Linked DNA regions of Homo sapiens: regions 1 and 3 are each linked to region 2. A link is a contact called in ENCODE Hi-C or POLR2A ChIA-PET data. All regions are on one chromosome and are shown on one strand. The core of a region is the stretch at or near the end of the contact, and the rest is flanking DNA. Distances in the headings are between cores, read along the strand shown.

Region 1 (3,940 bases), core at 1,390-3,889, 180 kb before region 2:
CTTATAACCCTTGCGTTTGGTTCAGAGCTGAATCCCCAGGGTTTAGAACGGTGCTAGCCTGCATGTAGTAGGCCCTCAATGAACATGAATTGATTAAATGAAGAGAGGCAGAACATGGAGACTTCAAGAGTTCACATCCTAACAGGCTAAGGCGGGAGGATTGCTTGAGGCCAGGAGCTTGAGACTACAGTGTGCTATGATCATGTCTGAATAGCCACTGCACTCCAGCCTGAGCAATGCAGTGAGACCCTGCCTCTAAAAGAAAACTTTAAACACACACACACACACATGCACGCACACACGCACACACACACACATCCACAACCTGCCTCTGGTTGAGCCTGTTTCTGCATCTGTAAAATTAGGTTCCCTTCAGCTATAAAAAGTCTATACCTGGTAGGCCTGGCGCGGTGGCTCACACCTGTAATCCCAGCACTTTGGGAGGCTGAGGCAGGCGGATCATCTGAGGTCAGGAGTTCAAGACCAGCCTCGCCAACATGGTGAAACACCATCTCTGCTAAAAATACAAAAATTAGCTGGGCGTGGTGGCACGCACCTGTAATCCCAGCTACGTGGGAGGCTGAGGCAGGAGAATCGCTTTAACCCAGGATGTGGAGGTTGTAGTGAGCTGGGATCATGCCACTGCACTCCAGCCTGGGTGACAGAACGAGATTCCACCTCAAAAAAAGAAAAAAGTCTATACCTTGTAAAGACATCCTTTCTGCACAGCACGGCCAAACAGAGATCCTCAGTGGAGCATTTTCAAGGGTGGGCGCTAGTGCGCTGGTTCTTAGGACTGTAGGTTTGATTCTTTAGCTTTTTTTTTTTTTTTTTTTTTTTGAGACAGAGTCTCACTCTGTCGCCAGGCTGGAGTGCAGTGGCGCGATCTCGGGTCACTGCAACCTCTGCCTCCCGGGTTCAAACGATTCTCCTGACTCAGCCTCCTGAGTAGCTGGGATTACAGGTGCGCACCACCAAGCCCGGCTAATTTTTGTATTTTTAGTAAAGACAAGGTTTCATCATGTTGGTCAGGCTGGTCTCGAACTCCTGACCTCATGATCTGCCCACCTCGGCCTCCCAAAGTGCTGGGATTAAGGTGTGAGTCACCGCGCGCAGCCTGAGCCTCATCTTTAACTCGTGAGGCTCAGGGGCAGAGGTGGGAACAGAGATCAACCCAGGACAAACATCTTCTCCTGCATCTCACTGCTGTCCTCTCTGAAAAGTCGTCCCCTCTGGGGCAAACTGGGAATGGGCTGAGGACTCTTCCTTTGCTAGTGAATCTGGGTGCAGCTGGTGGCCTTCTCTGTGTGCCCGACAACCTGGGGCAAGAGCCAACCCCCAAATCCATCTGCTTTGGGGCAGCATCGAGGATTTCCTGTCTCTTCCCCCAGAGTTTTCTTTCCTGGCTGTGGGTGGCTCAGGCTGGTCTTCAGATTCGTTTTCTGAGACGTGTGGTGTGGACCTGGTCCGAAGAGCAAATAGGGGTACCTGAGTTCTGCTCACCTCTTCTGCAGATGGGCAAACCGGGAAAGGAAAGTCATCCAGACACCAGATTAAACAAATAATGAGACAATTATAGCTCATGTGTACTGGCCATTTGTTTTTACTCATGCTGGACATATTCTAGCCACTTTATAAAAGCCCTGCCTTTTATGCAGCTAGAAAAGCCAGGTGGTAGGGATTGTTATCTTTCTAGTTTTACAAGGGAGGAAACTGAGGCACAAAAAGATTAAGACATTTGTAGGGCCACATGGTATGGGAGAGACTTGGGACTGAGACACAGGCAATGAGATGGTGCCCTTCATCACAGCAGCGTGCCACCCGCACAAAACAACCTCACAGAGAGCAGGGAGCCAGCCCCGTGTGCAGCCCCCTCACCCAACAGATGGGAAACCCTGGCCCAGAGGGTTGTGGGGCCTTCCCTAGGCTCACTGGGTCCAGACTGGAGCCCAGGAGTCCTGACTGCTGTCTTAGTGCTCTCTGCACACCACCTGGGGTCCACCATCCCCAATCACCAGGGGACCTCCTGAGACTGGGAACCTGTTCATTGTGCACTGCGGACCTCCTACGAATAGACCCACGTGGGCGTGGTGTAGGTGGTCCAGCCAGATAGCAACAGTGTCCTCCTCCCACACTGAGAAAGGTCTTGGGGCATGGAGTTCTGGCTTCAGCTGTAAAGTTCAAAAACACTGTTCTCCTGTCAGATAGCCCTTGCAGCAGAGAAATGGGCCACTCATCAGCCTCTGTCACATTTCCTGTTTGTGAGCCTGGACTCAAGTGGAGTTTTAGGTGAAGGGCAAAGGGCATGGAAGCAGAGCCTTCCTTACTGGAATACAATTATCAGAGGGGAAAAGAGCCTAGAAGTTTCCACCTAAACCTTTGTTTTGTGGATGTGGAAACCGAGGCCTAGAGAATGCAAGAATCTATCCTAGTTCATGGTGTGCGCAGGAATCACAAATGGGTTTTTGGTGGTGGTGGTGTTGTTGTTTTGAGATTATATAATCTTAGAATGGGTGAGCTAGCAGAAACCCAAGCTGTTCCTCAGTCCACTTCCCCATGTTCCACAGATGTGATCTGAGGAAGTGGGTGTATGTGGGTGCAGAGGGGAGGGGACCTTCCCCACTTCCCTCCTTCTTTGAGCCTCTGTATCTTCATGTGTAAAATAAAGCCCAAGGCCCTGCTCTGCTGATCCCATACAGACATCCACCAAAGGTCTTTGTGTGTGCTAATCAGCGTGGATGCTAGCACTGAGCGGGAGTGGGCTGCTGGTTGTCTCCCATTTTTCTCCAGAGCCCGGCCTGAGTCCCAGGTTTGGGGAACCTTGTCTTCACCCCACTGCTTTCCTATACACCGCCATCCACTCAGCACTGACTACATTTTGGCAACTCCCTCTATCCCATCAACTCAGGAAGACACGTATTTCAAAGGAATATAATGCTAGACACTTTACACGTGACAACACTTAACCTTCACAACAACCTTGCAAAATCCTGTTCGTTCACTAGTTAGGACGGGATACTGAAGTTCTGAAGGAGGCTGCCTGGGGACTCTGTCACATAGCCAGTGGGGTGGGGGACTCTCGGGGGATTGTCCCAGCTCCTCACGGTTTTCCTGGAGGCTCCATTCTGTCTGCCTGCCTTGTAGCCAGCACTGAGCAGAGGGCAAGGGAGCCAGAGAAGGTAGGCCCATGTGGCCTGGGACCAAGGACACCCTGGCAGGCAGACCCGTTGGCTGCCCTTCGAACTCGTATTCTTTTAAGATTTGTTCAGCATTTATCTGGGGTGGGAAAATGGATTTGCAATGAATACAAATCATGAGCCTCTTCCAGATTCCAAATTCCATTCTACACCGGACTATTTTCCAGAAGCAGAAGGAACAGAAATTCACAGACAGAGTCACTTTCCCAGGGGCAGTGAGTTAATGTCCTGGAGAAACACTGGCTGTTCCTTGCTTTTCTGTAGCTCTCTGTTTCTCTTTAGTTTGTGTTTGAGCTTTTCCAAGCCAGACGGCTTCTGGGGAGGCTCATTAGAGGGTTTATTTTGGTTCTGGTTTTGTTTTAAGTTGCCTTAAATATAGACAAGAACAGCTAGTCTTAGAGAGGAGGATCACTCTGCGTGTCATTTATTTTGACTGAGCAGCTTGGTGTGTACTTCAGTTGGCATCCTTGAACTTAGTTCCTTGTATTAAATAAGGAAAGTATCGCTCACATTTACATAATAGCAACAATGAATTATTTCAGACTGTCAGTGTCAGAGAACCACCAGATTTATTTACTTAAATAACTTTCTGTCTGGTTACAAAAGTAATATGTTCTCATTGTAGAACATTTGAAAAATGTAGACAGCGGCGGGACCTATAATCCCAGTACTTTGGGAGGCTGAGGCAGGTGGATCACCTGAGGTCAGGAGTTCGAGACCAGCCTGACCAACATGGTGAAACC
Region 2 (3,819 bases), core at 671-3,170:
CCAAAGCTGGGGCACCTGCTTTAAGTGCATGCAATGAAGTCCTGACCACAAGCCCCTGATGCAGGAACTATTAATAATTTTCCCACTTCAAAGGCAAGGAAACTGAGATTCAAAGAGATTAAGCATTGTGTCCAGAGCCCAGTGCTGGGCGGCAGTGCTGGGTTCTATCCCCAAGATCCCCCTTCCAGGGACCCAGCTTCATTCAACTGTCAGCCTAGGAACTCCTGACCAGGGGACTTCATTCACCTGGACATAATGAGAGAGTGGATGTGCAAACCTTTTCCAAAAGGTGCTAGAAGGACTCACTGTTTCTATTGATTCCTCGGAGACAAGGAAATGGGGGGAAAGAAAAAATTTTTACCCCTCTAAATATTTTACTTGTTGAAGTATGCCTTTCATTTTTGTTATTAAAATCTTTACCCTATTTTTTAAAAAGGAAAAGGGTTGCTTCATGTCATAAATCTCACTTCTTAAAAATTCTCTGTATTTATTTATAAAATAATTCTTTTTTTTTTGAGACAGAGTCTCGTTCCATCGCCCAGGCTGGAATGCAGTGGTACGATCTCGGCTCACTGCAACCTCTGCCTCCCAGATTCAAGTGATTCTCCTGCCTCAGCCTCCTGAGTCGCTGAGATTACGGGCACCCGCCACCACGCCCGGCTAATTTTTGTATTTTTAGTAGAGACAGGGTTTCACCATGTTGGCCAGGCAGGTCTTGAACTCCTGACCTCAAATGATCCACCCATCTCGGCCTCCCAAAGTGTTGGGATTACAAGTGTGAGCCACCGCACCCGGCCTTATAACATAACTCTTGATGTTGAATTATTGCAGCCATGAGCTGCCTGATTAATTAACTCCTCTAATTTTACTGGTCTAGGGAATTAGAATTGGAAAGATTAATTAACAAAAATAAATTAAAGCAAGCTCTTAGAAGACATTAGTGGATCTACAAGGGCAGGGGAAAGAAGTTTTTTGAAGTTTTTCCTGTTTTTGACTATCATCTTTAGCACTGATTGCTGCTTTCTGTGGTCTAATCATTAGGTGAGCAAGATTGGCATCAAATTATTTGAACAAAATTCTACAGGATAAATTGTTTTAAAAGCCATTTTCCAAATTAAAGTGATTACATATATATGTGTCTGTCTACCTATATACGTTCAGAGAGACAGAAAGAAATTAGCCACTATATATCTCCAAGGGGAGAATCATGTTGGGAGGGCTTTTATTTTCTGGAACCTATATTTCTGTAATGTTTGACATTTTACAATAAGCTTATATTGCTCTTGTAGTCAGAAGAAGGGGGAAAAGAAGCAATGAAGATTTACATGAAAACAAAAGTTAAACTGTTTCTAAAACAAAGAAAAATGAATTGATCAGGCTTGGGCCCCTCCACCCTCTAAACTCAGAGCTCCTTATCTAAGGAATAGGAGAGAGGGAGGACAGAAAGGTTCCAGTGATTCTATGGGTTCCCAATTGTGTTCCTCAGGTCCAAGGGCTCCTAGGTCTCTGCCTAGCCCAGATTCCATTTGAACAATGGGTTTCAAATAACCCAGCCCCACGGGGTCTCCAGGATTCAGTCCAAAAATGGGGGTCTGCGGAGTGGGAGGAGGAGGGGCGGGGAATCAAGGGATTCTGAACTCTCTTGCAGGGCAGTGATCTAAGGATTTGGGGGTCATAGAACAAGAGGGCCAAGCCCCATGTCAGCCCTTTCTAGTGGCTTGCTGTCCCCTCCCTGCCCCTTCTCACACTCCGAGGACAGAATTGGCTCAGAGGAAGAGGCTTTCACAGGAACAAGTCTTGCATAACAAGCCCTGCTCCTCCGGGATCTATAATTGATGAGGGCGCCGGGGCGAGAACCTTGGGCTGGACCTGCCAAGTGCGGGGGCAGACTGAGGACTTACAGAAGGTGGTAAACAAGACCAGCCCTGGGCCTCCCATTCACACCAGGAGCCAGCGCCTTTCAGGACAGAAGCCCCAAATCTGGGCCCAGCTGGAGCTTTCCTCGAGTGTGATCCAAGAACATCCTGGAAAATCATCGGGGGGCCGGGGAACCTGGCTATCCAAGTAGATCCCAGGCCATATCCGAGCGAGGATCAAAGATCAGGGAGCCTCCAAATGTCTACTCTGAACCAGGTCTGTGCTAGGCCCTTCACACCTGGGTTTGCACACTAGTCCAATCACTTACTAGCTGTGTGACCTTGGAAAAGTTGCTTAACATCTCTGTGCCTTAGTAGCCTCATTTATAAAATGGTGCTAACAGATACCCTACCTGTTAGGGTAAAATGAGTTAAATGAGTAAAGCACCCAGAAGAGTCCCTGACACACAGAAAGTAATAGATAAGTGTTCAATGACAAGCACCTTTTACTAGCTGTGTGAACTTAGGCAAGTTAGTTTGCTCCTCTGAGCCTCAGCTTCCTCGTCTATGAAATGGAGCATTACCATCCACCCTAAAGGCTACAGTGAGAATTAAATGAGATCTTGTAGTCAAGGCTTAACACACGGTAAGGGTTATTATCATCCTTGTTTATTCCTAAAAATCCGGGAGCCTATGACCTGCTCTGCAACATTCTCTGACCTGGAAAATCACCCTTTCTGTGTATATGAGAACTCTCATATTTGTAACCATGTTAGACTGTCAGGTTATGCCCTAAGAAACAGTGACTAGGACAAGATAGATTAGCAAACACCTACTCATCTATCTCATCCCTGAACCCCTCTCAGAGCTGAGCACTCCCTGGGATCCCACATCACCCCACCTGGAGGCAATGGATTAACTCTTCGTGAGCCTGCCAGTCTCCCCAACTCCTCAGAACACTCTCAAGGGCAGGGACCCACCTTCTTCACTTGGGCACCCCAGCACCCATCACAGGGCCTGGCAGAGTTAAGGGAACACAATCCTGGTTTGAATATAGTTATGTGACCTCTCTGAGCCTCCAGTCTCATCTGTAAAATGGAATGGGAATTACTTACCTCCCAGGACAGTTGTGAGGCTGAAACGAGATAACCTACATTCCCAGTACCATATCTGCCATAGTGTAGCAACAATGAGCTGGTGCTGCTGTTATTGAGGCTCAGTAAATATTTGCTGAATGAATGATGAATGGAGGATGATTGAGAACACCCGCCCAAAGATACAAGACTTGCCCAAAGTCTCACAGCAGTTACAGAAGGTAGCCTTCCAACCTGAATCCCAATCTCTGTGATTCCTGGGCAAGTGTTCGTTCCATTTCTTGCTCCAGAAGTTGCAAAAAGACCTGGTCCTTCTCCAGCTCAGGGGACTGGCTCCCAAACTTCTCACCTCTCCTTCTGCAAGGTATCAAGGCCCCAGAAAGGGCTGTGGGAAGAAGGCAGAGCTGGACACCTCAGCAGGAGGAGCTCAGTGCAAGGGCACAAGGGGCTCCAGGGAATCCAGCCCAGCCCTGCCCAGCCCTGGACTGTGAGTTCCCAGGACACACCCTGCCCATTGCTATCTGAGTCTCACTGGCACTTTCCCATCATTCAATCTCTTATGCCTCACCAGGGCAGACAAGGTCACCACTCCATTGACATAGATGATCCTGAGGTCCAGAGAGGAACAGTGACTTCTCTAAGGTCACACAGCACATCAGCAGCACAGACAGGCTTGGACCCTACCCTAGGACCCTGGTCATTAGAGGTATGTTGGTTTAGTGGAAAGAATGCTAAGAGTCAGAACATCTGGGTTCTAGTCCTGGGTCTGGCACCAATTCGCTGTGTGACTCTGGGCCAATTGCTTAAGACTTTCTGTGTCTCAGTTCCCCTTCTCCCCTGGTAAAATGAGATTTGGACTCTGACATTAA
Region 3 (3,795 bases), core at 452-2,951, 220 kb before region 2:
CTAGCTACTCGGGGGGCTGAGGCAGCAGAATCTCTTGAACCCCGAGGTAGAGGTTGCAGGGAGCAGAGATCATGCCACTGCACTCCAGCCTGGGCAACAGAGTGAGACTCAGTCTCAAAAAAACAAACAAATAAATAAATAATAATAAAAAGTAAAATAAAAAGCCTCTGATGACTTCCACTACCTAGGAATTTGGTCCAAATTGGCCCTAGGCTGGAGTTGTCAGATTCAGCAAATAAAGATAGAGGATGTCCACTTAAATTTGAATTTCAGATAAATACGAAATCCTTTTTTTTTTTTTTTTTTTTTTTTTAGTATGAGTACGTCCCATGCAGTATTTGGCATCGGGGCCTCCCACTCCCTGCACTCTTTCCATATCTCCAAACTTATTACTTGCCACATTGTTTTCCACATGTAAAATTTGGGACAGACTGGACTACATGAAACTCCCTAGGCTGGGCACGTTAGCTCACGCCTGTAATCCCAGCACTTGGGGGCTGAGGCAGAAGGATTGCTTGAGCCCAGGAGTTCGAGACCAGACTGGGCAACATGGTGAGACCCTGTATCTACAAAAAATAAAAAAATTAGGCTGGGCACGATGGCTCACATCTGTAATCCCAGAACTTTGGGAGGCTTAGGCAGGTGGATCACTTGAGGTCAGGAGTTTGAGACCAGCCTGGCTAACATGGTGAAACCCTGTCTCTACTAAAAATACAAAAATTGGCTGAGTGTGGTGGTGCGAGCCGATAATCCCAGCTACTCGGGTGGCTGAGGCAGCAGAATCGCTTGAACTCAAGAGGTGGAGGTTGCAGTGAGCCAAGACTGTGCCACTGCACTCTAGCCTGGGTGACAAAGTGACACTCCATTTTTTTTTTTTTTTAAGATGGAGTCTCGCCCTGTCGCCCAGGCTGGAGTGCAATGGCATGATCTCAGCTCACTGCAACCTCTACCTCCTGGGTTCAAGTGATTCTCCTGCCCCAGCCTCCCAAGTAGCTGGGATTACAGATGTGCAACACCACGCCCAGCTAATTTTTTTGTATCTTTAGTAGAGACGGGGTTTCCCCATGTTGGCCAGGCTGGTCTCAAACTCCTGACCTCGTGATCTGCCCTCCTCAGCCTCCCAAAGTGCTGGGATTACAGGCATGAGCCACCATGCCCGGCCGAGACTCCATCTTAAAAAAAAAAAAAAAAAATCCGGGCATGGTAGCACAAGCCTATAGTCACAGCTACTCAGGAGGCTGAGGTAGGAGGATCATCTGAGCCCAGGAGGTTGAGGCTGCAGTAAGCCAAGATTGTGCCATTGCACTCCAGCCTAGGAGACAGAACAAGACCCTGTCTCAAAAATTAAAAAAATAAAAAGAAGCTCCCCAAATGGGTTAGACATTTCCTCATTGATATGCCCTTTATTCCTGCTGTTTCCTCCACCAGAAAGGCCATTCTCCCTTCTCCCCCAGTCCATCTTTGTTCATCTCTTGGGTGTCAGGACACACTAGGAGTCCCTCCTCTAAGATTCCTCTCTGCTCCCTCAAAATGGATCAGCTGCTCTCCTGGGTGAAGGGAGGCCCCTGTGTGCCTGGATGGCAACTCCACCCTCTGGACCGTCATGTCAGCTTACTCATTGTCTCTCTCCCCTGCAGTCAATGAGTCGCCAGCAACTCTGTGCCGTTCCTGGTTCACATCTGGCTCAGCCCACAAGGCCCCATCCAGCTGGAAGCTCCCGAGGGCCCTGGGCCTTGGCAAAGGCCCCAGCTTTCTTCTCACTCTCCTGGCCTGGGTCCCGGTCTGACGATTCACACTTCCTCCTTGCCTGAGTTCCCACGAAAAGTGGCCTCCACCGCCAGCCCCCTGCCCAGGACCAGGTTACAAAATGCAGAGACAATGGAGGCTCCAAGCCAAATTTCCAATGGGCCTGCCATTAAATCACCAACAGCATCTGTGTGTACATCTGGGACAGATGCCGGCAGCTGAGGCCACAGGACGCATGGCTTTGTCACATTGGGTCAGCATTGGTGACCTTGGTGGGAGTGTTGGGGGTGGAGCTCAGACCTAAAGTTAGGACACTTGAGTCTGAATTGCTGCCCTTTCTAGCTGCCTCAGTTTTCTTGTCTGTAAAATGGGGATAATAATGCTTATCACACAGGGTGTGCGATCAAGGAGAGTGATTCACACACACAAGGATATCTAGCAGCAAACAGGACTCTGGCTCTGATCATCACTTACCTTTCTTGAGGCTGGTGGCAGCAGGACCTGTGATCAGAACACTGTTTGTAGGTTTCTTCTCCTAGAATCACCAACCAGGCCCAAGCAACTTTATTCAGAGAGGAGGACAGTCATCCAGCCCAGACAGCATCTGCCTGGTGAAAATGGCTCCAACTCAACCACCCAAGTGGATGCAGCAGAGTTGTCAAATGAAGCTAAGGGTGAGAATGACTGAACAGGGATAATATAAAGGCCAGAGGGCCATGCTCTGGCCAGGGAGTTGGAAAGTCTGAGGCTTCCTGGCTTCTCAATGTTGGCCCCTCCACCCTTCCTCTCTGCCTGAACCTTCTGCAGACACCCACTGAGCAGTCACTGCTGCCAGCCAAGACCCTCTCTCTGCCTCAAGGTTCCCCTGGAGACTTTCTTGTGGCACCTCTCAGCACCTCTTGCAATTTGTAGCATTTACTTACAGACAGGATTACAGGTTTACCCTCTATCTCCCCCTCCAGACTGCAAATGCCTCCAGGGCAGAAACCTCTTAGTTTACAGATAACAGCAACCAGAAGTGATCTACCAGCAGGTAGCTCATGCCTGTAATCCTAGCACTTTGGGAGGCCAAGGTGGGAGGATCACTTGAGGCCAGGAATTTGAGAACAGCCTGGGCAATATAGCAAGGTCCTATCTCTACAAAAAATAAAAACTTAGTTGGACATGGTGGGTGTGGTGGTATGTGGCTGGGGTTCTAGCTACTTGGGAAGCTGAGGAGGGAGGATTCCTTGCGCCCAGGAGTTTGAGGCTGCAGTGAGCTGTGATTACACCATTGCACTCCAATCTGAGTGACAGAGTGAGACCTTGGTTTTTTTTTTAAAAAAAAGGTATAAATTCTTGAAAAGAAAAATAATGTTTAAAAAAAATTTTCTTGAGGCAGGAAGATCTCTTGAGCCCAGAAATCCAAGGCTGTAGTAAGCTATGATCACGCCATTGCATTCCAGCCTGGGTGACAGAGACCTTGGTCTTTTTTAAACAAAATTATAAATTTTTGAAAAGGAAAATTTAAAAAAAAATTTTTTTTTTTGAGACGGAGTTTCACTCTTGTTGCTCAGGCTGGAGTACAGTGGCACAATCTCGGCTCACTACAACCTCCACCTCCCAGGTTCAAGCGATTCTCCTGCCTCAGCCTCCTGAGTAGCTGGGGTTACAGGTGCCCACCACCATGCCTGGCTAATTTTTTGTATTTTTGGTAGAGACCGGGTTTCACCATGTTGGCCAGGCTGGTCTCAAACTCCTGACCTCAGGTGACCTGCCCGTCTCAGCCTCCCAAAGTGTTAGGATTACAGGCCCCTTGGCATGAACAGACTGGGCGCCATGAATGGCAGCAGGAGGCAGACAGGCTCCTGGGTGGGAGAAGGCAGGTCCCTGGTGAGGCCCCACCTTCAAGCCAGGGAGGGCCTGAAGCCTGGGGGCTGGGCTGCCAGTCCCATGGAAAGGAGTGGGAACTTGTGGTGCTTTTTCTAGGCCCACTCATGGCCGCTCATGGACCAATTGGTGCACACTTCCTTCCCTCCGAGGAAGGGTACGAACCCTCAGCTCCTCCTT

Evidence for each region. A loop is a pair of places that touch in the nucleus more often than their neighbours do. ChIA-PET counts read pairs that join two places held with the same protein, here RNA polymerase II (POLR2A). Pooled maps may share reads with other maps.
Region 1: a loop to region 2 is called in a map of ascending aorta, with 1.9 times the contacts of the local background. The contact joins two enhancer-like sites. A Hi-C loop is called at or near these places in 2 of 168 maps with a recorded cell type or tissue (aorta and ascending aorta), 1 of 37 single-sample maps with no recorded cell type and 1 of 50 pooled maps. POLR2A ChIA-PET finds 5 or more read pairs at or near these places in 2 of 52 experiments (H1 and HepG2).
Region 3: a pooled map shows a loop between it and region 2 (3-fold over the local background). The contact joins two enhancer-like sites. A Hi-C loop is called at or near these places in 1 of 168 maps with a recorded cell type or tissue (cardiac septum) and 1 of 50 pooled maps. POLR2A ChIA-PET finds 5 or more read pairs at or near these places in 1 of 52 experiments (PC-9).

What each region holds. Positions count from the first base shown.
Region 1 is chr9:121,484,475-121,488,414 of GRCh38, reverse strand. The region is part of intron 1 of GGTA1 (glycoprotein alpha-galactosyltransferase 1 (inactive)); the gene reads left to right. Among named protein-coding and RNA genes, the nearest start is that of GGTA1, 13 kb to the left of the region's middle. Within about 2 kb of position 2,639, at least 8 of the 41 ENCODE cell types and tissues checked have a DNase peak (open chromatin) inside an H3K27ac peak, as active enhancers do; they include ascending aorta, where a contact is called at or near this core.
Region 2 is chr9:121,303,877-121,307,695 of GRCh38, reverse strand. The region is part of intron 4 of GSN (gelsolin); the gene reads right to left. Among named protein-coding and RNA genes, the nearest start is that of GSN-AS1, 20 kb to the right of the region's middle. Within about 2 kb of position 1,920, at least 13 of the 41 ENCODE cell types and tissues checked have a DNase peak (open chromatin) inside an H3K27ac peak, as active enhancers do; they include ascending aorta, where a contact is called at or near this core.
Region 3 is chr9:121,527,762-121,531,556 of GRCh38, reverse strand. It overlaps LOC107987016 (a long non-coding RNA gene), which reads left to right. Exons shown (of 2, transcript XR_001746560.2): 2 at 1,638-2,909. Among named protein-coding and RNA genes, the nearest start is that of GGTA1, 30 kb to the right of the region's middle. Within about 2 kb of position 1,701, at least 12 of the 41 ENCODE cell types and tissues checked have a DNase peak (open chromatin) inside an H3K27ac peak, as active enhancers do.